3 separate regions of the Homo sapiens genome follow, and regions 1 and 3 are each linked to region 2. A link is a loop called in an ENCODE intact Hi-C map of the cell type or tissue named here. Cell type or tissue: HepG2. All regions are shown on one strand.

Region 1 (8,000 bases), 270 kb after region 2:
GCCTGAGCCGCTGTAAGCCTTAGGAGTTTAGGAAGGCTCCAGAAGACAAATGGGGTCTGTAGAGGCTGTTAACTCAGCCAGGCTTCTTAGAGTTGCATTTCACTAACTGATATGGTTTGGCTCTGCGTCCTCACCCAAATCTCACCTTGAATTGTAATAATCCCCAAGTGTCAAGGGCGGGACCAGATGGAGATAATTGAATCATAGGGGTGGTTTCTCTGATGCTGTTCTCCTGAGAGTGAGTGAGTTCTGATGAGATCCGACGGTTTTATAAGGGGCTTCCCTCTTCGCTCGGCTCTCATTCTCTCTCCCGCTACCCTGTGAAGAGGAGCCTTCCACCACGACTGCAAGTTTCCTGAGGCTGCCCCAGCCGTGCTGAACTGTGAGTCAGTTAAACCTCTTTTCTTTATAAATTACCCAGTCTTGGGTATTTCTTCATAGCAGTGTGAGAGCAGATGAATACACTGGCCCTGCCTGGGTTTCAGAACCAGCCTTGAACCTTTCACAGTGGCCAGAGGATGGGGAGGCAGAGGCCCAGGTTGCACACTTCTTGCCTGAGTGTTGGGGACTATCTGACCCAAAACAGGTGCACAGAGGGCAGGAGAGGATGTTCCCAAAGGAAAATTAGAGTTTAGAATCAAAAGAAGGGGAAGGTGCGTGTTTGGGAGGTAAATAGCAAATACTCTTCATAGGTTCACTAGAGTCTTGCTACTCCAAGTACGATCCCTGGGCCAGCAGAATGGGCACAGCTGGAGCTGATTGGATAGGTCCCATGAGCCTCAGGCCCCACCCAGGCTCAATGAGTCAGAGTCTGCGTCTTAAGAAGACCCCCTGGTGATCTGTGCACATTCAAGCATGCTGCCGTTTTCCAAAGCACTTGCAACACTCAGGATGCTTGCACGGTCATGTTGCCACCATCCAACCTGCAGACCCCATTCTTGAGATTGACTGGGAGTTCCTATCATGTCCTCCATAGCAAGGGGATCTAGACCAGAATCAAGCCTTGGATCTAGTTCTCAAGTCTCTTTTGTCTCTTTCAGTTTAGGAACAGTTTGTCAACTTTCCTTCACTTTTGTGACCTTGATACTTGAGTTTGAAGGCTGTCTCTCAATTTGTGTTCTGCCCAGTGCATCCTATCAGAAGGCATGTGATTTCAACTTCTCCCATACCAACAACGTTCACTTTGATCACTTGATTAAAGGGGTGTCTGCTAGGCTTCTCCACAGCCAAGTTACTATTTTCCCTCCCTTTATAATTAATAAGCATTTTGTAAGTGGGTACTTTGAAACTATGTAAATTGTAAACTTTCCATTTATGCATTTTAAAATTTTGATTGATGTAAACTTGTGAATTCCCATTGTATCCTTACAACCCTTTATTATTGTGATTAATTCTGATGCTCAGCTTGTCCCTGATTTGGCCAGTGGGAACCCCGTCGAGCTGGCTTCTGCATCCTTTTGATATGTCCTCATCATCCTTTGAGGGCTGAAACAACCAAGAGTTTCAGGCTCATTTTTTGTTTTGTTTTTTTTTTTTTGAGACAGAATCTCATTCTGTGGCCCAGGCTGGAGTGCAATGGCGCGATCTCGGCTCACTGCAACCTCTGCCTCCCAGGTTCAAGCGATTGCCTTGCCTCAGCCTCCCAAGTAGTTGGGATTAACAGTGCCCACCACCACACCTGGCTAATTTTTGTATTTTTAGTAAAGACAGTGTTTCACCATATTGGCCAGACTGGTTGTGAACTCTAGGCCTCAAGTGATCTGCCTGCTTCGGCCTCCCAAAGTGTTGGGATTACAGGTGTGACCCACCGCACCTGGTGTCACAGGTTCATCTTGTATTTTCCCATCTCAGCCCTGGAATCCGATGTTTCTCCAGAGAATCTGGGTTCCTCTTAGTGGAAAATGGTATTTAGAAGCCAAGGTTTTGGTGATAAGTATGCTCTTTGCTTGTGGAACATCTCTGCTCCCAGGCTCTCTCAGTGAACAGAGTTAGGGAGTGTGTGTGTGTGTGCGCGCGCGCGCGCGCATGTGCATACATATACACCTAAGTACACATGAGTTTACTCTGATAACATCCATTTCCAATCCAGCATCACAGAGTTGATCCTAGGTTCTTCCCTCTTCTCTAATTGTGAGAAACCTGGCTTCCATTACCCTTAGGTTATTTACTCATTTGATTAACCGCCTGCAGGTAAGTAATCTCCCATCTACACTGCCACGCCTTCTCCTGTATGGACGTCCTGCCTACCCTGCTCAGGCTCTAACTCCCAAGTCCAGCTTTCCCTGAGTCTGCAGCTGTCTTCCTCACACTCCCGTGGCCCACCACAACTTCCCCCCACCTCCTTGTCACTGTGGTCCCCTAATGGCGTTAGGCCTGAATGAAGAAGGGGGAAGGATGAAGAGGACATTGGTAGCTTGCCTTAACTCCCCAGGTAATTCTAATGTGCAGTGATTGACAGCCACTAAGATACATCACCTGACTTTGTGAGTTCACCATTCGGTCTGCAATGGGTTTTGGTAACTCAGTGGCTCTGTATGCCGTGCTGAAGGGGAAAAGGGCAAAGTGCAAAGGCAGGAGGGATGGAGAAAATATAGCAGCTGCCATTTATTTGTGTTTTTCCTACAGCGGTGGTTCTCCACCCTGGTTGCCCATGCTGGAGCTTTAACAAAAGCCAATGTGGACCCATTGCCCAGAGACTCTGATCCCATGGGTCTGTTTTGTTTAAAATGCTCTTCAAGGCATTGTGAGGCCAGGAAAACAAAGAACCAAGGCTCTCCCGGGTGCGGTGGCTCACGCCTGTAATCCCAGCACTTTGGGAGGCCGCGGAGGGCAGATCACGAGGTCAGGAGATCGAGACCATTCTGGCCAACATGGCAAAACCCTGCCTCTACTAAAAATACAAAAATTAGCTGGGCATGGTAGTGCGTGCCTGTAGTTCCAGCTACTTGGGAGGTTGAGGCAGGAGAATCGCTTGAATCCGGGAGGCAGAGGTTGCAGTGAGCCGAGATTGAGCCACCGCACTCCAGCCTGGTGACAGAGCGATACTCTGTCTCAAAAAAAAAAAAAAAAAACCCAAGGCTCTCGAGGCATGCATGCTGTTCAGCGAGCCCTGCCCTGCATTGCGAAAGGGTAGAGATTTGTTTATTTGTCAGTATTGAAAGCATGGCTTGCAAAGTTTTCCTGTTAAGAGTCAGATAGTAAATATTTGGGACTTCGTGGGCCTTATAGGCTCTGCTGCAATTACTTAACTCTGCTGTTACAGTGTGAGAGCAGCTGTAGACTATAGTAACGTACAGCCGGTGTGGCTGTCTTCTAAGAAAGTATTATTTACAAAAACAGGCAGGTTGCTAGATTTGACCTGAGGGTGTAGTTTGCAGAGCCTTGGTAAAGGTTTTCAAATTTGCATTTTAAGCCCTCCAATTTCAAGTTATGCTATTGGTGGGGAATTTTAATTAAACAGAAAATAATCACCAATATTGGCTCAAATATTTCCTGATTTAAAAAAAAATCTGCTCTTGTTCCTATAAATAGTATATAAGATGTAATCTTGCCCTGGGTTAAACCAGTCTACAGAGGTAGATCTCGCATTTGCTTTTGTTTTCTTCTACTTCAACTCTTGTCATGATCCCAAATTAAACAACTAGCAACAGAAATGTTCAAATCTGTCAAATCCAAGTGTTAACAGACCTGGGACCAGGGGTTCCTCATAGTGGCTTAGCACAGCATACAGACCACTTTCCTTTGGCCCAACCGGCCTTGGGGTCTGGAGCACCAAACAGGCCCTGAGGAAGCGTGCAAGGAACTGGAATGCGGGGAAAGTGATGAAATATTTTGTTGGTTGGCCTTTGCTTGTTTGCAAAATATATCCAATGCTCACACCTGAGAGACAACAGACATCCTTATTTGTGAATAGTCTGCACTAGATAATTCAGATTTCAAGTCATCTGTCATTCGTACTTGATAATGATTTGTTCTTCATTTAAAGTGGCCTGGGTACAGAGCAACATCCCCTGTCTTTATCACATGAGCTCTGCCTGAGGCAGCTTCAGCAGGTAGGCAGGCAGGCAGATGGAGCACAGCCCATTCTCTGCTGGTGCACTAGGAACAGCAGCACGTGTGGTGTTAGCAGCTAATAATTAAAACAACGTTTAAGCAGTGGGTTGAGATTTTTAAACACAAACCAACTCAAAAACACTTCTCTGCTTTCTATGTAATAGTGCTCACATCATTTGTATGATTGTCTCGTCTCTTTAAAATTGGAAATATTCTTGTTTCCCCAAACTGCTAATAAGCTCTACTGACCCATGCTAAAAATAAAGCTCTTTCGGCTGGGCGCAGTGGCTCATGACTGTAATCTCAGCACTTTGGAAGGCTGAGGTGGGTGGATCACTTGAGGTTAGGAGTTCAACATCAGCCTGGGCAACATAGTGAAACACCATCTCTATCCCAAATACCAAATTAGCCAGGCACAGTGGCAAGTGCCTGTAGTCCCAGCTACTCAGGAGGCTGAGGCAGCAGAATCACTGGAACCTGGGAGGCGGAAGTTGCAGTGAGCCAAAATCGCGCTACTGCACTCCAGCCTGGGCAACAGAGCAAGACTCGATCTCCAAACAAACAAACAAAACAAAACAAAACAACAAGAAAAACAGAACGTGGTGGCTCATGCCTGTAATCCCAGCACTTTGGGAGGCCAAGGTGGGTGAATCACCTTAGGTCAGGAGTTCAAGACCAGCCTGGCCAACATGGTGGAACCCCCATATCTACTAAAAATAACAAAATTAGCCGAGTGTGGTGGCACATGTCTATAATCCCAGCTACTTGGGAGGCTGAGGCAGGAGAATCACTTGAACCCAGGAGATGGAGGTTGCAGTGAGCCAAGATCACACCGCTGCACTCCAGGCTGGGCAACAAGAGCGAAACTCCATCTCAAAAAAAAGAGAGAAAAGAAAAGCTTTATTTGTGTTGATTCCATTATTCCACTATTGCACAGAAGCCCTGCACTGTGCTTGGAATCAGCTTGATCTTGAGTTTGTCTGGTTTTCACAGGCCTCCTCTTCCTGACAGTAAACTTGAAAATATTTTTATGTGGGCACTTGGGTTTTGAAGGACTCCTTGGGCCTCAATCCCCGGTGTCCTAACTCTGAGCTACAGAGCTGACTAGAAATCCTGTAAGAAGACCACCATGTGGAGGAAACCCTCCAAAGCACACAAATCATCCATCTCAGAAGGAACACGACTTGGAAAGGGGAAGGACATGGTGGTGTGCCCATTGATTGACTCATTCAGTGATGCCTACCGGGTGCCTATCATGCCAAGCTCTGCTAATTGGCAGGTCTGCAGAGTGCTGGAAGAACTCACCTCCTCAGGGAGAAAACAGACAAAAACAAGTAAATAATGGGAATGTCACAGCAAGGGCACATCCAGGCCTGGGTTGAAGACGCTACTTTATGGTGGCTCACACCTGTAATCCCAGCACTTTGGGAGGCTGAGGCGGGCGGATCACCTGAGGTCGGGAGTTCAAGACCAACCTGACCAACATGACAAAAACACGCCTCTACTAAAAATACAAAAATTAGCCGGGTGCAGTGGTGGGCGCCTATAATCCCAGCTAGTCTCGAGGCTGAGACATGAGAATAGCTTGAACCCGGGAGGCGGAGGTTGCAGAGCCTAGATAGCGCCATTGAACTGTAGCCTGGGCAACAGAGCACGACTCCGTCTCAAAAAATAAATAAATAAATAAATAAATAAATAAAAAACAACACGCTACTTTAGAGAACTCTCTGAGGATAGATCTCAACAGCCAACCATTGTCCAAACAACTGTGCAAGGGCAGGAAGACTGAAGCTGGTTGAACACTTTTGCTTTACCTGGACCTGATTTTTTTTTTCCTCCATGCAGAAAAGAAAAAGATAAGTGCCTATTTTTGATTTGCTAATGCAGCTTTTCTTTATTTGTACTAAGGCTGCATAATGTAGGCTTTGTAAAGTCCACGGGCCTGAAAGCACGATACATTTCTAATGGAAACACTCCCATGCATGATTGTACAACAGGAAAGCGATAAATTACCGTGATTTTGTACTCCCTGCAGCTATTAGTTCGGCCCTCCTTCAGGAATGTTGCTTTCGGTTATAGAAATTCTACAAATATTGGTTCATCAGAAAGACAAATATTAAATGAAAATTATGCTCAAGGACATGAGAAAAAGTGTGCAGAGTACACACATTGCAGACTTGAGAAAGAAATTGTCCTCAGAACAATTTGCAATACAAAGCTTGCTTAATAATTTACTGGAACTGGTAAACTCAGCGATTATGCCAGGCACTGGATCTTCAATTAAGTGTAAGAAAATAGGCTTACAGTGTAAGATGTCTGGAAACTGGGAGCACTTCTATTAATGTGAATGTGAGGGTTTTTTTTTTTAATTAGAATATTCTTACAGTTTCAATTCCAATTTGACTTTTAACTGACTTTAAACCGATTGCTTCCATTTCCTATTCATAGGAAGTAAATGATTTTAGTCAGAGTCCTAGCCATGCAACTTATCAAGTTGATTCTGGGCAAATTCACTGCTGTGACCCTAGGTTTCTCACGGTGAATTCTCATTGCAAAAGGGCTGCCTGACCCATAGCAGTAGGTGCAGTGTTTAGAACGCACAGAACTGACTACAGACGGCTTGATTTACTGTGACAGGATTATGCTAGGTCTGGGGACACATAATGAGACCAAGAACTGGTCCCTGTGGAGTTCAGAATCTGTGTGGAAGATAGTGTGATACCTGCTCTGCTCAAGCAGCCGTGGAAGCCCTGGAAAGGGAACAATATGCTGGGTGAGGGGCCCAAGAGGCAGAGGTGACACTGACGGTATCTCAGCATTCTCGAAAAAGGGTGCAGGTGCTGAAGGCAGCCTGTCCGTGAGGTGGGTGGGCCCCAGCCATCTAGGGGGATGTAAAATGCTCTGATACAGATAGAACCTCCTTCATTTTAGGTGTCAATTTACCACACACCCAAGCTCTACCTTCTAATTTTTGCCAACTTTATTCCACAGAAGTCTCAAATTATCTGCTTGTCCTTAAAACAGATAAGCACTGACTTTTGTCAGTTGTCTACATACAACCTATAGGCCATTTAACAAGGAAATTCTAGCCATAACAGAGGTCCCTGCCTAAGTTTTAATTTATAATTCTAAGACTGAAGTCTTTTGAAATGGCTTAAAGCACTTGTGCAAACATTTGACAAGATAAAAATGAAGGTGCCAGTTGGGTGCAGGGCCTCGTGCCTGTAATCCCAACATTTTGGGAGGCCAAGGTGGGCAAACTGCTTGAGCCCAGGAGTTCAAGACCAGCCTGGGCAACCGGACAAAACTCTGTTTCTTCAAAATACAAAAAATTAGCTGGCCGTGGTGGCATGCACCTGTAGTCTCAGTTACTTGGGAGTCTGAGGTGGGAGGATCACCTGAGACTGGGAGGTCAAGACTGCAATGAGCCGTGATCACGCCACTGCTCTACAGGCCGGGCAACAGAGTGAGACTGTTTGTTTAAAAAAGAAAAAAAAAAAGCAGCAGCAGCCCACAGATATTTACAGTATACTTTATTCAAAGCATTTCAGTTAAAATTATTTTGGGTTCAAATACATGAACATATAATTATATATAAAATACTATAGTTCTCAATAGTTTACAGTGACATCTTTTTTAGAATTAGCTGCTTATAATTTGAGTGTAAATGTATTACAGAAAGCTGCTAAATTGTTTATATTTCTACTTATTTCAATTTAGCTATTAGATATTTAGAACACTCATAAGCCCACCTACAGTATAGTTATTATACTTTAAATATTTATATTCAATAGGGGAATCAATACAATACAAAAGATATTTGAACAGCTAGTCCTTTGTAACACCCCCCCGCTGCTGCCGAGAGGGCTAGATAAGGGGGTCTTACCTATTTCCTCTGTACCACACTCACATTTTACCAGAGTCCATATACAGGGCCAGTGTGGAGT
Region 2 (8,000 bases):
CTGTACTAAAAAATACAAAAAAATTTGCCGGGCGTGGTGGCACATGCTTCTAATCCCAGCTACTCGGGAGGCTGAGGCAGGAGAATCGCTTGAACCCAGGAGGCGGAGGTTGCAGTGAGCCAAGATCACACCACTGCACTCCAGCCTGGGTGACAGAGTGAGACTCCATCTTAAAAAAACAAAAACAAAAACAAACAAATAAGAACACTATTTTTTTTGCCATTGTTTTGTGTATTTTGATTACATAAAAAAATCAGTCTTGCTATTTATGGCCTAGCCTTGCTTTTGTCTATTTGGTGAAATGATCACCACCACCCCCTCTTAATCATACCTGCCAAATCTTAAAATTACTGCTGGTGGTTTCTAAAAATGAAATCCATTTCCAAAGAATAAAGATGTCTATGCCATTGAGGAAGCTGAAGAGAATGTTTAAAAAGCAACATCCAAAAGGATTTCCAAAAATATCAGAAACTATACTAATTTTTGAAGAAACAAATATATGGCCCCAAAGGTGATTTCTTTAAAGGGGACTAATCTCATTTGAATGTGTAAACTCTGGGATGTTCTGGTTTTTTTAAAAAAAAAATCATAAAGCTTTATATAAGAAACAAGTAGATAAAGATGTGTCCTAGTCCTGACCTGATGTCACCAGCACTAACACTCAATTTAGTTAGGTGACCTATAAAGTTCACCCTAGTTCTACTGTCCTTCCCACCTTGCCTACAAGATAATGGAGTATTCTTTTTCTAAAATCTGCATTGCAGCATTCCAGGAGCTGCTATCCTATCTTTCCTTTACCTCGAGGTCTGAGCCTCAAGAAAGCCTAGGAACCCAGACAGTGCCTCTCCACCCACACAGAATTGATCCCGCTTCCCATACTCGGAGCTCTCCTGGACTAGGGAGAACTTCAATCAGGCCCCTTCCTGCAACCCTGGTAATTTTCATTTATTCCTCACAAAAGGCCTGTGAAGCACGCAGGGCTGGAATTCTCTCTCTTTTTTTTAACTGATGAAGAAACATGTTCAAATGGAGCAAGTGGTTGGTGTGCAGTGATTCTGATGCTCAGTCCGGGGCTCTTTCCATTATATTCCAAACCCTCCTTTTTATATGCAAATGAGCCAATTGTGGCAGTGACACTTTCCTACAAAATGAAACAATGCCGTAATTACAAGGGCTTGGGAATTAATGGCACTAAATGGGTAATTTGGGTTTAATGTTAAATCCTGGGATAGGCGACCCAGGGCCAGAAAGAGAGGCTTTCCAAGTGTCACCTCTGCCATCTGGTGGTCAAATGACAATATAACTGCAACAACTCAGTGTGGATACCATCATCATGTGAAAGTCACCCATGACCCCAGGGTTGGGTGAACTATTTGAGGCTGGGCTCTGACTTTTACGGCCTGAGATGAGAAAATAAAATGTTGAATACACAAATAAAGGTCAGAGGTTTTCCCCTATATCTCTGCTCAGGGTGAGGAACTGTGTAGTTTACAATGGAAGAGCCCATTCATCCATTTATTCAACAAATATTTATTAAGCACTGTCTTAGGTTGGCTTCCTAGGAAACAGATTCTAGGCAGAGATTTGCTTAAGGAGGGTTACTGGGGAGCATTCTTGAGGATCACCCTTGTAAGGGGTTGAGGGAAACAGAACTCGTCAGAAAGAGTTGAACTGGAATGAATTTGCAACAGTGGCGTCAGCCAATCTTACTGGGAGCTCTGGTGTTGGCTTGGCAAGGGGACTGAGCCTCTGCACTTCTTTTTCCACCAGTTATTGGATTCGCTGAGAGCTGTAACAGAGCTGCACCTAGGGGGATGAGTGCCTTGGTCCTAAAAGGGGGTATCTGGGCAGTGCCCTACAGCATCCACTACAGACACCTACTATGTTCTGGGCACTGTGCCAAGCTCAGGAGATGTAAAGTTGAACAAGATAACATCTCTGCCTTCAAAGGCACCCAGGGGTGCAGAGGTATAGAAAATAAATATGAGGACTAATGAATAAAGGAATAAATAAATAAAAGGGGGTTAAAAAAACCCAGGAAATATAAAACAATTGTCTTATAGCCAGAAAATCTATCTAAAAAGAGTAAACAACAAAGAAAATTCTTGCCAGAAATGTTGGCTCACACATGTAATCCCAACACTTTGAGAGGGCAAGGCAGGAGGATTGCTTGAGGCCAGGAGTTCAAGACCAGCCTAGACAATAAGGGAAGATCCTGTCTCTACAAAAAAAAATTAGCTGGGCATGGTGGCATGCACCCGCAGTCCTAGCTATTTGGGAGATGAAGGTAACAGGATCACTTGGGCCCAGGAGTTCGAGGTTGCGGTCAGCTATGATTGCACCATTGCACTCTGGCCTGGACAGGAGAGTTAGATCCTGTCTCTAAAACAAACAAGCAAAACCTTGCCTTTTCTTTTTATGTTTGAGACAGGGTCTCGCTCTGTTGCCCAGAAGTGTTTCAAACTCCTGGGCTCAAGCATTCCTCCCACCTCAGCCTCCCAAAGTCCTGGGATTACACAGTGACTGGATCCTTTCCTTTTATTTTATTATTATTTTTTTTTGAGATGGGGTCTCACTCTATCATCCAGGCTGGAATGTAGTGGTGTGATCATGGCTCACTGCAGCCTTGACCTCCCTGGGCTTAGGTGATCCTCCCACCTCAGCGTCTCAAGTTGCTGGGACTACAGGCACACGCCACGATGCCTGGCTAATTTTTGTATTCTTTGTAGAGACAAGGTTTGCCATGTTGCCCAGGCTGATCTCAAACTCCTGGGCTCAAGCGATCTGCCCACCTCGGTCTCCCAAAGTGCTAGGATGGCAGGTATGAGCCATTGCGTCTGGCCCTTGCCTTTTATTAATGGCAGTAAAGAAAGCTGAAAACATTTGGTATGAAAACTGAATTTACCCTCTGCTGATATAAAAACTGAAAAAGAAGAAAAAACCATCTGGAAACAATTCTAGATAAACACCTATGAAACTTAACCAAAGCAGTGGGAGAGTACCTTGGCATTCATCCCCAGTGGAATGTGGCTCCCTTCAGTGCTACCTAAGAATAGGTGATGGGGCTTTCCCTCTATCCTGGGGCCTACACCTGTTCTGAGCTGTTGGGAAGGAGGTCTGCCCATAGGTAGGTGTCATTCCTGGGGAATATTCTATCTGCTGATCTTGTATTGATCTCCCCAGATACAGCACCTTGGAAAAATCAGGAAAGTCAGCTCCTTGGTACCTGCTTAGGTGGAGCCTGGGGAGGTTTTGGTGCTGATTCTGCATGTGGCCACATGATGCACCCCAACCCAATTCTGTTGTCCCAGATGTTTCTTTCTCTACATCCTTTTTGTTTTTCTTCTTCCCACACCTGTAGAATCTTTATTTCCTCGCAGGGAAAAGGGAAAAGTACTTGGATCCTTGCCTGTTGTCCCTAGCCTGTTACTTATAGCATGACAATCAACTCCATCCTATGAGCTCGTTAGGCTTAAATATTTGAAATGTACAGAACTATTTCTCCACCATGAGTTTCAGAAAAATCATTTGGGGACTTAAAAAGCCTAAAATTGCCTTTCTTGTCTCCTGGTTTTGCTGTGGCATCCATTCTCTAAGGCAGCGGGAATAGAATTGTCCAGAGGCGTTGGGCGGGGCAGAGGTTCACAATAGAGGTACCTGTTGACAATTCTAAAATCTCTCTCCTCAGAACTTCAAGATGCTTGCCCTGAAGCAAACGCCTCCATTTGATGTCCAGCCTCAAACTCCTATCTCTTTTTGCCTCACTTCTTTCTTTACCTTTTCTTTTCTTTTCTTTTTCTTTTTCTTTTTCTTTTTTTTTTTTTTTTTTTTTTGAGACAGATGCTCGCTCTGTCGCCAGGCTGGAGTGCAGTGGCATGATCTCGGCTCACTGCAACCTCCACCTCCTGGGTTCAAGCAGATTCTCCTGCCTCAGCCTCCCAAGTAGCTGGCACTACAGGCCCACGCCACCACGCCCAGATAATTTTTGTATTTTCAGTAGAGACGGGGTTTCACCATGTTGGCCAGGACGGCCTTGATCTCTTGACCTCATGATCCACCCACCTCAGCCTTGTAAAGTGCTGGGATTACAGGCGTGAGCCACTGCGCCCGGCCTTGCCTCACTTCTTTCTGCCTCTTTCCTCCTCCTGAATTTGCTATACTAACTTATGCCCTAAACAAGCAAAAATTCTGTAAGTCTTTTTCTCTTAAACTCCACTTCCTCCTAGCTGATTAATCATTGAGTTCTAGATAGTTCCATATTTGCTATTACTGCCCCATTCTGAGACACTGTTAACAACCTGCTTTCCCTATAGATTGGAATTTATCAATCTCAGCACTGTTGACATTTTGGATGGCATAACTCCTTGTTGTGGGGGACTGTCCCATGCATTGTAGGGTTTTTAGCAGCACCCCGACCACTCCCCACTAGATGGCAGTAGCATCACCAAGTTGTGACGATCAAAAAATGTCTCTAGCCCTGTACTGTGCTAAGTCACATTGGAGCCTGAGGCAAAAGAAAAAAATGTGTGCCCTACGTACACTTACCAAAATGTCACCTCATAAGTTAATAAAAGTTCTACAACAATAAAAAGACAGTATTTACACTATGCTGGAATAAAACTTGAAGGGAGGAAAAAAAGACCCCCCAAAACAATTTGACGGAAACTTTGAGGGCCCAGTGCAAAACGAAAATGCAGGTCCTCTTCTTCAAAACTTATTAAGAACTTCAAAACAGTGACAGCAGAGCATTAAACCAAGCATGGAGCCCTTCTAAGTATGGAGGGTCCGGTGCTGCATGGCTCTCAACAGCTGGCCCTGACCCGTGTCACCCCATCTGTCCACTCGCCTTTGTCAATCCCCATAAATCTGCCTGATGGGGAATGTGACAGCCATGTGGACTTTGGGAACCCCAAGCTGATGGAAAACAACTGTCCCCATTGCACAATAACGCGGGGTCTAAAAACAAACAGCCTGCCTTTATTTAGAATTTTGGGTCGGGTGCAGTGGTGTCTGTAATCCCAGCACTTTGGGAGGCCACGGTGGGAGGACTGCTTGAGGCTAGGAATTTGAAAAGAGCCTGGTATTGTATTAAAATGTTACTTCTTTTGATTACTGAGGATTTTGGAGCTTTTTAAATTTTGCACCTTGCTGTCTTCACCCTAATCTAAGCCCTGTTCCAGATACTGTCAAGTTTTTCCTGCTGATTTAGAGTAGTGGTCTCCAAACTTTGATCTATATCAGAATCACCTGCAGGTCTTGTTAAAACACTTACGGCTGGGCCCTGCTTCCAGAGTTTCTGATTCAATAGGTCTGGGATGGGGCTCGAGAATTTGCATTTCTAACAAGTTCCAGGAGATGCTAAAGCTGCTAGTCCACGCACATTGAGAACCACTACTTTAGAGCCATCCTTCATGTTGTGCCAGTGCAAATGTTTTTTCCAAAATCCAAGGGACTTCTCTGCTTAAATCTCTTCAGCGGGTCCCTATGGCCTATAGAATACAGTAGCTGCTTCTTGGGGGAATACATTACCCTTATGGGCTACCTTTCCCACCTCCGCTCGTGACCTGCACATAATACTCTAGTAATGTGGGCCTGGCTGACTCATACACATCTTTTAAGACTCAAATCAGCTGTTATTGCCTCTAGAAACCTTTCTTAACCCCTAGATTGTGCTAAATGCCTGTTATTGTCCTCTGATAGCACACTGTATCTACCTCTTTGTTAACATTTACAATTTTGTATGGAATGATCTGTTTGTATGAATGTCTACCCCATCAGATGGCAGGATCCTGGAGGGCCGGTACTATCTTTATTCCTCTAGTTCCTGTTATAGTGTCTGGCAAACAAGTGCCCCAGTAGCATTTTATAAACTGACCTCAATGGGCCTGAATGCCATTCTGTAGTCTTGCAAAAATGCAGAGAAAAAGAATACCAGCTTGAGCGAGAGTTAGAGATGTAAGTGCATAGGGGTAACAGATGATACACCTGATACCTCAAGAGCCTTGAGGTTTGAGGGCCTGGCAGACTATTTTTCAATTGTCTATAAGAGTATAATTCTTGGCCAGGCATGGTGGCTCACAACTGTAATCCTAGCACTTTGGGAGGCTGAGGCGGGTGGATCACTTGAGGCCAGGACTTTGAGACAAGCCTGGGCAACATAGGGGGACCCTGTCTCTACAAAAAATAATACGAAATATTATTTTTTGTATTATTGTATTAATACAATAATACAAAATACAATAATAATACAAAAAATTAGCCAGGCCTGGTGGTGCATGCTACTCGAGAGGCTGAGGCAGGAGGATTGCTTGAACCCAGGAGGTCAAGGTTGCAGTGAGCCAAGATCGCACCACTGCACTGCAGCCCGAGCAAGACTCTGACTCTTAAAAAAAAAAAAAGTTTAATTCTTTTTTATGCAGAATTAGCCCTTAGTATGTTCTACGTGACCTCTGGATCCTATTGGTAGCAATATCCATGTAAGGTGTGAAAGAAAGCTAAGAGGCCAGGTGCAGTGGCTCAAGCCTGTAATCCCAGCACTTTGGGAGGCCGAGGTGGGCGGATCACAAGGTCAGGAGATTGAGACCATCCTGGCTAACACGGTGAAACCCAGTCTCTACTAAAAATACAAAAATTTAGCCAGGCGTGGTGCGGGGCACCTGTAATCCCAGCTATTTGGGAGGCTGAGGCAGGAGAATGGCGTGAACCCAGGTGGCGGAGGTTGCAGTGAGCCGAGATCGCACCACTGCACTCCAGCCTGGGTGACGGAGCAAGATTCTGTCTCAAAAAAAAAAAAAAAAAAGAGAGAGAGAGAGAGAGAAGAGCTAAGAGCTGAGAAAGAAATCTTGAAGCATTGGCTAGAGCAGATAAGAAATGCGGTCCTGAAGAAAGAGCAACAATGTTAGGCTGGTGTGAAAGTAATTGCGGATTTGCCATTAATTTTAATAGCAAATAATAGGATGATCTAGGGTGACACAGGTAAGAAAAAAGGAGACCAAGAGGAAAAAAATCATTAGATGCAGAGGAAAAGTTAATTTTTTTTTCAAATAAAAGGTATTTTTTTTCCCTTAAGGAAACAAAAAAGAAAGATTTGTAAGTAAAATTCTTCAATAATATCTATTATATTAAACAAATTTCAAGAAATCAGTTGGTTTTCTTGCTTTAAAATAAGTTCAGGGAGGCTGGGCACAGTGGCTCATACCTGTAATCCCAGCACTTTGGGAGGCCGAGGCAGGTGGATCACGAAGTCAGGAGTTCAAGACAAGCCTGACCAATACAGTGAAGCCCTGTCCCTACTAAAAATACAAAAATTAGCCAGGCACGGTAGCAGGCACCTGTAATCCCAGCTACTCGGGAGGCTGAGGCAGGAGAATCGCTTGAACCAGGGTGGCAGAGGTTACAGTGAGCTGAGATCATACAAGTGCACTCCAGCCTGGGTGACAGATTCTGTCTCAAAAAAAAAAAAGAAAAAATTTCAAAGAATTGTTTATTTATTTATTTTTGGAGACAGAGTCTCACTCTGTCATCCAGGTGGGAGTGCAGTGGTGCCGTCTTGGCTTGCTACAGCCTCAACCTCCCAGGCTCAAGTGATCCTCCCGCTTCAGCCCCCCAAATCACTGGGACCACAGGTGTGTGCCACCACAGCCGGCTAATTTTTGTATCTTTTGTAGAGATGGGGTTTCATCACCGTGCCTAAGCTGGTCTGGAACTCCTGAGCTCAAGCAATCCTCCTGCCTCAGCCTCCCGAAGTGCTGGGATGGGGTGAGCCACCGTGCCCAGACGAATTATTTTATAACATAAAAGAATAACACTAAACTTCCAAGTGTAGGGGCTACCATATGAATCAGTTTAAGTATGATTTGTTTGAATAGGCAGCTCCTGATGTCATGGAGGAGGGATGGGAAAAATGAAATTCATAGGAGAGAGTGATCTGCAATCTGCCATGGAAAATGTTAGATGTTTTATGGGATAAAGTAAACCAAAATTCTGGCATGAAAGTCTTG
Region 3 (8,000 bases), 130 kb after region 2:
AAAAATTTTTTTGTTGTTTGAAGACTTTTTGTACCTTGTTTAGTGGTTGAGCATTAACCACCATGTTCTTCAGAAGAGAATTCTGCTGTAACATGTTTTATACTTCCTTGAAAAAATATAGAAAGGAGAATACAGAACAGAGCGAAGGAAAAATAAAAATCACATATATTGCTGCTACCTAAAGATAACCTCTGTTAATATTTTTATACTTGTCCCTTATTTAGGTATGTAGATACATACGTGTGTGTAGGTAGATTGGTTTTGATTTAGGGCATGTGTTTTCTACTGTTCTGCAATCTGCGTTTCTCAAAACTATTACTTGTATTTCAAGGAATGAGTAAATACGTAAGTGAAAAAAAAGAAACAATGTTCCTAATCTTTGAGTGTAACGTCAAAAAGGAGCACCTTGTCTGCTTGTGCCTTGGTTCCTCAGTTGTAGATAACCATACACACAACTAGATGGATCATAGATCTGACCCAATGTAGAGTTTTTTGTTTTTAACCTATGATAAATGCTGTAAACAGATCATGCATATGTGAAAGAAGCAAAACGTTTTTGGGTTAAGAGAGACTGTCATCAGCCCATTGCACTCACTCAGATGTGGATCTCTGACTGGCACGTGGTATCTAACCTGTGGTGCTTCTCCCTGCCCAGGGCTGGCAGCTCTTGGCACTCTGCGTTGGGCTCTTCCTTCCCCATCATCCTTTCCTGTGGCTCCTCAGGCTTCACCTAAAGAGGAATGCAGATTCCAGGTGTGCAGAATACTAGCCAGCTGAACTGTTTATGTGGCCTCTGAAAGTCTACGATAAATCATAAGTATTTAACGATCTGCCAGGTACATTTTCAGAAGAATGTATGAAACAAATATTGGTACAGGAAGCCTTTGGTTATCATTGATGTGGAGCTAGGAAAATATTTCCTTTGTTATGTTAAATCTCTTAGGGAAGATTGCAATAAATACTTGAAAAACTGACAGAGAATATTTTTAAGTGAAAAGTGCATTTGCATTTCAAGTATGAATGACTTAGCATTAGTGGGTGTTCATTCAATAAAAGCAACTATTTTGTTTCCTTAGTTTTCCCTTTTACTATTTCTCTGCACATTGAATTCTTTTATGTGAAAAATTTCCCCCATGGTCTTCCCTCCTTTTCTAATTGTATGTATTTGAATTACTTCAGAATTGTTACTCCTTTGAAAAACACATTTAAAGTTCAACTTCCAGAATGGCTTTCTTACATTGGGACCCAGGTCACTCAGCCAAGGCTTATCCAGGGTCATTTTGTCCACCAAGAGGTTTGTGTCAGGTTGCTTAAACTCTTGGACTAAAGCAAACACAGTAAAAGAAACAAACAAATAAACAAACCCAACTTGGAAGCAATAGGAAAATATTCTACAGTTCATAATACATTGTGGGGCCTCTGTGATCAAGGTCATCTGTGACCAAGGTCAGGTAATTTCAGTTGCAGTCACTGAGGAGCCCCGAGACCAAGGATCTGCCTACAGGGCACTTGAATACAAACATATTTGACAGGTGTTATCAATCTGCTTGAATAAGCAGTAAAATTTATGTATAACAAACAAGGACAAATAAGATTTCTATCCAACTTTTACATTTATTTATTCTAATGAGTTTTTCTAATGCTTAACAGTTTTTCACAAATGCAGTGTTTTTTATAGAATAAAGAAAGAAAACATATTTTTATTTTTGTTTGAAGATTTTTTTTTTTGAGGCAGGGTCTCACTCTGTCACCTAGGTTGGAGTGCAGTGGCATGTTCTTGGCTCACTGCAACCTCCACCTCCAAGGTCCAAGTGATTCTCCTGCCTCAACCTCCCAAGTAGCTGGGACTACAAGCGTGCGCCACCACCCCCGGCTAATTTTTTGTATTTTCAATAGAGACAGGTTTTCACCATGTTGACCAGGTTGGTCTTGAACTCTCGACCTCAGGTGATCTGCCCACTTCAGCCTCCCAAAGTGCTGGGATTACAGGCATGAGCCACCATGCCTGGCCTGAAGACATTTTTTTTTTTTTACCTTGTTTAGTGGTCAAGCGTTAACCACCATGTTCTTCAGAAGAGAATTCTGCTGTAACATGTTTTTATAAGTTACTCTGTACTATTCTTCATGCAATTGCTTTCTTTATATTTGTTAATATTAAATCACTGTATATTGACTTGTGACTGGTAATTTTAAATTCAGCTTGTGACTATAATAATACAGTAAAGATGAAGAATGCTTTGTGGGGAGGTTTGAGTGAGGCAGTTACAAAAATAAAGAAGTTGGAATTTGAGGAAAGTTACAGCAGTTTAGTATTATCATTCAAAAAAAGTTACTGTCAAAATTAGCCTAATACATTGTGATAATGTACACGGATGCTTTCTTAATGGTTGCACATATTAGGTTGTCAATTAAATTTATTCTTAGATTTTATCTTAAGTTTTGTATTACAGGACAGAATTTGGAAAATATGCCATTTACTGCCAGCGTTGTGTAGAAAGAACGCAACAAAATGGTGACAGAGAAGCAAGACCCTCAAGGATGGAAATTCTTTCAACTCTTCTCCGAAACCCTTATCACCATTCTTTGCCCTTTAGTATACCTGTGCACTTCATGAATGGGATATACCAGGTAGGTTACCTGATGAAAATATGCTTAGCCAACAATCCTATGTACAACCTCTGTTATAGGGAACAGAGACTTCTCTGCTTACTTTTGTCAGCACCTGGCAGTGACAAACATGCAAATATATTAGATTTACTATCAGAACAGCTGAGTTTTGAAACAGTTTTGCTATAAAGGATTCACACTAATAACAAATCCATACTGAACCAAATAAGGGATGGGCTTCACTGCCATTATGATTCTGATGGACAGAAAAATAAAAAACACTTCGGTTGGGGCTTTTTCCCATCAGTACACCTCCTAGGTGTGGAAATAATTACTGATACTGGGTGTGTACAATTTTAGTCTCTTTTAAAATCTCCAAATCTCAGAAATTATCTGGGAAAACTTCACTGGGCCCTTCCAGTTCTCAGATCTAGATGCCTGCTTATTAATTGAAGCAAACATGTTCCCAAACTAGCAATTAGTCTTTGTAGCCATATGCCTTTTATCACAGAATTCAGATACTTAACTGCCTATTAAAGAAACAAACATTAAATACATAAAGGTGTTCATTTATTTAAACATATTTCTTGTTTATTTTCCATTTGATTAAAGATTGCATATTGTACTATAGTTCTTGGTTTGCTTCTAATGGGTAAGCATAATATCTTTGCAAAATATTTATAGCTGTCAACTGATCATTCTATTTTGGATTCATGTCTGTTGGCTGAAGCTGAGATTTTTGAGTTCTTCAGCAAGCTAATTTATGAGGTAACTTTGTTAATTTTCTCCAGAGGAGCTTTGGGAAAAAAAGTTGAAGCACCTAGAAAAATATGTTATCATTAATCATGCATCAAGTATGCTCTGTTTCATCCTTAAAATCTCAGTTTGAAACTATATATTTCTTATTAAGAGAACTGCTTTGTTATTTCTGTCTAGGTAGTTGGTTTTGACGCATCTACCACAGTGGAAGAATTTTTGAATACTTTGAACCAGGACACAGGAATGAGGAAACCAGCGCAGTCTGGATTTGCGTTGTTCACTGACGATCCTTCTGGCAGAGATTTAGAGCATTGTCTTCAAGGAAACATCAAGGTGAAACCAAGTCCTTTTCAGGAGCCAAGCCCAACGAACAGCAAAGAAGCTACTCTTTACAAGAAGAGTAAACTTTGCAAGAAGTTTAATTCAGGAGTTTTCCAAAACTTTAACCAATCTAATCTCCACGATAAGAAAAAAAAAATGCAGGACTTTGTTAAACCCATAGAATTCTTAATACACAATCTCTACATATACACATTCCATATTAAAGAGAGGAAAGGTGTTAGTAATGGAAATGATACTCTAAGTATTAGGATAATAAGGGTAGATATGTAGAAGTGCTAATAAAATGGCTTTCCATTTTTTTCCATTTATTCAGCAATACTTACTAAGCTATTTTATTGTATCCCAGGGGCTGGCTGGACTCTGTGGGGAATACAAAAGGACCAGAAATAGTCCCTGCCCACAGTGAACTTAAAATTTGCTTACGGAAGAGCAGCTTTATACACAGATAACCTTGAACTAGGGTTGAAAGTGATGAAAGTTTTGAGAGTGCTGTGAACTTTGCACAGAAAGAGAGAGTTTAAGTTCAGCATTGGGAGTTAGGGAAGGCCTGAGCTGGAAATGAAAAATGGTTTAGGAAACAGACCTGTGTCCGGGTGCAGTGGCTTACGCCTGTAATCCAAGCACTTTGGGAGGCCGGGTCAGGTGGATCATTTGAGGCCAGGAGTTTGAGACCAGCCTGGGCAGCATGGCAAAAACCCATCTCTACTAAAAATACAAAAATTAGCCAGGCATGGTGCCACACACCTGTAGTCCCAGCTACTCTGGAAGCTGAGGCACTAGAATCTCTTGAGCCCATGAGGTCGAGGCTGCAGTGAGCCGTGATCACGCCACTGCACTCCAGCCTGGGTGACAGAGCAAGACTGTCTCACAAAAAAAAAAAAAAAAAAAAGAAAAAGAAAAGAAAGGAAGAAAGAAAGAAAACAGACCTGTGGAAATGAAAAGGGAGGGATTTTAAAAGAATCTTTTCCAGATCATAGTAAAATAACTTTAATAGAGCTTCCATTTAGTAATGGCAATAATATATATAGAACTAGGCCGGGTGTGGTGGCTCACGCCTGTAATCCCAGCACTTTGGGAGGCCAAGGCAGGCAGATCATTTGAGGTCAGGAGTTCAAGACCAGCCTGATCAATGTGGTGAAACGCCATTTCTACTAAAAATACAAAAAAATTAGCCAGGCATGGCGGCGGGTGCCTGTAGTCTCAGCTACTCGGGAGACTGAGGCAGGAGAATCACTTGAACCCAGGAGGCGGAGGTTGTAGTGAGCTGAGATCGTGCCACTGTACTTCAGCCTGGGTGACAGAGTGAGACCCCATCTCAATTTGAAAAATAAAAAAATAAATAGAATTACAGAACCACAAGGGACCTTAGAGAAATAATGCACTTATTTTGCAAATGAGAAAGCTGAGGCCTAGAGAGGGAAATGAGTTACCCAAAATCAAATAGCTAGACCTGGGTCTAGACTCTTTCCATAAATTATATGTCAAATTTCTTTGGTATAACTTTAGTTATTAAAATCTTTTTGAACTCGGAAGGTGAAAAACTTGCTTCTTCAGTGACCAAATCATGGAAAAATCCCTGGAATCTTCTTGTTTCCAGTTTCAGGCAGTCCTACATTACAGTTCCTTTTTGAGTAAAAAATGCGTGGCCACAGTCCAAAGTTAATGTGTGTCCAAAAGGATAAGTGGACCAAATAGCAATTTATAATTACATACTAAACTCAGAGCCGCACAGAGGCTGAAAACAAAAAGCTTGAGTATATTTGGTTTGATCATATTAATTGAAAAATTTCAGTCTGCAGCACACTTGTCTTCAAAAAATGTTGATTTGAAAAGTACTGTAAATCTCAGTTTTCCACTTCCTTTCTAGATTTGTGACATTATTTCCAAATGGGAACAGGCTTCCAAAGAACAGCAGCCTGGAAAATGTGAAGGTACAAGGACTGTTCGTCTGACATACAAAAACAGGTGTGTAATACTGCATCCAGATGCCAAAGTATGAGTATACAATATGTTCTAATAATGCACCTACTATTTACCTTTCTATTGAATGCCTTAAAAGTTATTTATTTGTAAGTTTGTCTTTCTATAAATGATAACTCTGTTTCTATAGGAAAAAAACCTTGTCACATAAAATTTTGTTTCTAATTCTAGTCTCTTAATGTCATAAAGAATTATATTTTATGAAAATATGCTTTTAGACAAACATCAGAAACACTAGGTCTCAGCTGAGCACGGTGGCTCACGCCTATAATCCCAGCACTTTGGGAGGCCAAGGTGGGCAGATCACCTGAGGTCAGGAGTTCAAGACCAACACTTTGGGAGCCAACATGGCAAAACCCCGCCTCTACTAAAAATACAAAAAATTAGCCAGGCATGGTGGCATGTGCCTGTAATCTCAGCTACTCAGACAGCTGAGGTGGGAGAATCACCTGAGCCCAGGAGGTTGAGACTGCAGTGAGCCGTGATTGTGCCACTGCACTCTACACTCCAGCCTGGGCAACAGAGTGAAACCCTGTCTCAAAACAAACAAAAAATACACACACACACACACACGCACACAATCAGAAAAACTACAGAAAAAAATAGTTGCTCTCTTAGAGTAGTTGATACAAGGATGCATTTTTCACTTTCATAATTTCCTTTAACAGTATTATTACATTTTTCATAAAGACTGAATACTTCAATACCCTACTACAGATCTGTAGTAAGAAGAGATACCTATGTTTCTTTGGGAGGCCGAGGCAGGTGGATCACGAGGTCAGGAGATCGAGACCATCCTGGCCAATATGGTGAAACCCCATCTCTACTAAAAATACAAAAAATTAGCCAGGCGTGGTGGCGGGCACCTGTAGTCCCAGCTACTTGGGAGGCTGAGGCAGGCGAATGGCATGAACCCGGGAGGCGGAGCTTGCAGTGAGCCAAGATCGCACCACTGCACTCCAGCCTGGACGACAAAGCGAGACTCTGTCTCAAAAAAAAAAAAGAGGAGATACCTATGTCCTATGTTTGCCTCAGTCTTTTGGAAGTCATATATTCTTTATACTCATATTTATTCCTTCTCAGTCTTTCATTCTCATTTTTCTCTTTCTTTCTGTCTCTCTCTCTCTCTCCCTCTCTCTCTCTCTCTCTCTCTCTCGGTGTTCACCGAGCTTCAACTGTAAGGCCTATCACTTAGCTGGATGCTATAAATAAAATTGTAATAAATACAGACAGACCCAGTTCCTGATCTTTTGGAATCTACGGGTTAGTGAGGAAGACTATTGTTGGGCATATCCTCACTCTAATGAGTGTGTAATGACACAGTATGTTCTCTGAAGAGAGAGAGAGGTACTGTGAGGGCACACAACAGTGAGCCTGACCTAGACGGGAGACCTCGGGAGGCTTCTTTGAGGAAATGATGTTTATACCAAGTTCAGAGGGAGATGGAAGTGGGAACATCAAAATGCATAGAAAAGAATGTTCAAAGGCCTGTAGATGGAGGCTGCTTAGCTTGTGTCAAGAATTGAGAAAATGCCGGAGACTCCGGAGCACACACCTTCTCTACAGATAAAATGGTAATGTACTTTGGCATGTAGTCAGGAACCAGATTTCCTTTCTTTCTTTTTAAATATTTTCATTTCTTTCATGTATTAGCAAAAGGTAGTACTTAATAAACACTGTTAACTGACCAGCTCACATTAATTATAACAAAATAATGGTATTTTGCTGGTTTTATTTGAGTCTTATACCCTGTAAATTAAGGAATCTATAAAATGTCAGACCCAGAGCCTGGTGGAATTATTGGAGTGGTACTCAGAGGTCTCTTTTTGGAAGATGTTCAGACTTAAAATTGGAATGTAAGAATTGAAGGCACTGTACAACATAAAGAATGTAATTTTGATCCACTTTAAAATTTCTTGTTCTAATAGTCTATCCCACAGAAATATGCAGATAAGTGGGCAGAGTATTCCAGTATGTCACAGTATCTTCCTTGTCATGTTTTTGTCATATTCTTTGTCAATGTTTTTGTTAAAAACTTGGGACAGACACTCACATGTTTATTACTAGGGAGAACAGTTAAATAAATATGGCACATTCATATTTTGGGCTCTTCTCTCATCCAGTTGGCCACTTAAAGGGCCACCCAGTATTTGAACAGACTCTGTTGATCTGAATAAATGGTGGTTGTGAACACTGGAGCTTCTTTATTCAGGGGCTCATGAGCTGTGATGATTTGCCAGAGGTTCAAGTAATAAGAAAGTGACTATTAATCTTTGGTGTCTAAGATTTTAAAATCATGCATTCCTAGAGAT

The links. Hi-C counts contacts between places; a loop is a spot of excess contacts. Peaks named below come from ENCODE experiments on the same cell type or tissue, not always from the same donor. Only the 100,000 strongest peaks of a DNase experiment are listed, where the experiment ranks them.
Region 1: it touches region 2 in a loop (11-fold over the local background); 34 of 110 quality-filtered maps call a loop at or near these places.
Region 3: a loop joins it to region 2, with 8 times the contacts of the local background. A loop is called at or near these places in 4 of 110 quality-filtered maps.

What each region holds. Positions count from the first base shown.
Region 1 is chr2:43,878,655-43,886,654 of GRCh38, forward strand. ABCG8 (ATP binding cassette subfamily G member 8) reads left to right here. Exons shown (of 13, transcript NM_022437.3): 13 at 1-4,334. It overlaps LRPPRC (leucine rich pentatricopeptide repeat containing), which reads right to left. Exons shown (of 38, transcript NM_133259.4): 38 at 7,570-8,000. Among named protein-coding and RNA genes, the nearest start is that of ABCG8, 44 kb to the left of the region's middle. In HepG2, no CTCF peak of the experiment used is centred here; DNase peaks (open chromatin) are centred at 2,557, 3,147 and 6,177; H3K4me3 peaks cover 726 bases.
Region 2 is chr2:43,608,222-43,616,221 of GRCh38, forward strand. No RefSeq gene overlaps it. Among named protein-coding and RNA genes, the nearest start is that of THADA, 16 kb to the left of the region's middle. In HepG2, CTCF peaks have their summits at 1,281 (motif pointing left) and 4,434 (motif pointing right); DNase peaks (open chromatin) are centred at 1,290, 4,050, 4,440 and 4,890; H3K4me3 peaks cover 844 bases.
Region 3 is chr2:43,740,291-43,748,290 of GRCh38, forward strand. It overlaps PLEKHH2 (pleckstrin homology, MyTH4 and FERM domain containing H2), which reads left to right. Exons shown (of 30, transcript NM_172069.4): 21 at 656-753; 22 at 2,451-2,628; 23 at 3,544-3,699; 24 at 5,576-5,673. Among named protein-coding and RNA genes, the nearest start is that of DYNC2LI1, 30 kb to the right of the region's middle. RefSeq lists a silencer at 5,943-6,184. In HepG2, no CTCF peak of the experiment used is centred here; DNase peaks (open chromatin) are centred at 4,181 and 5,341.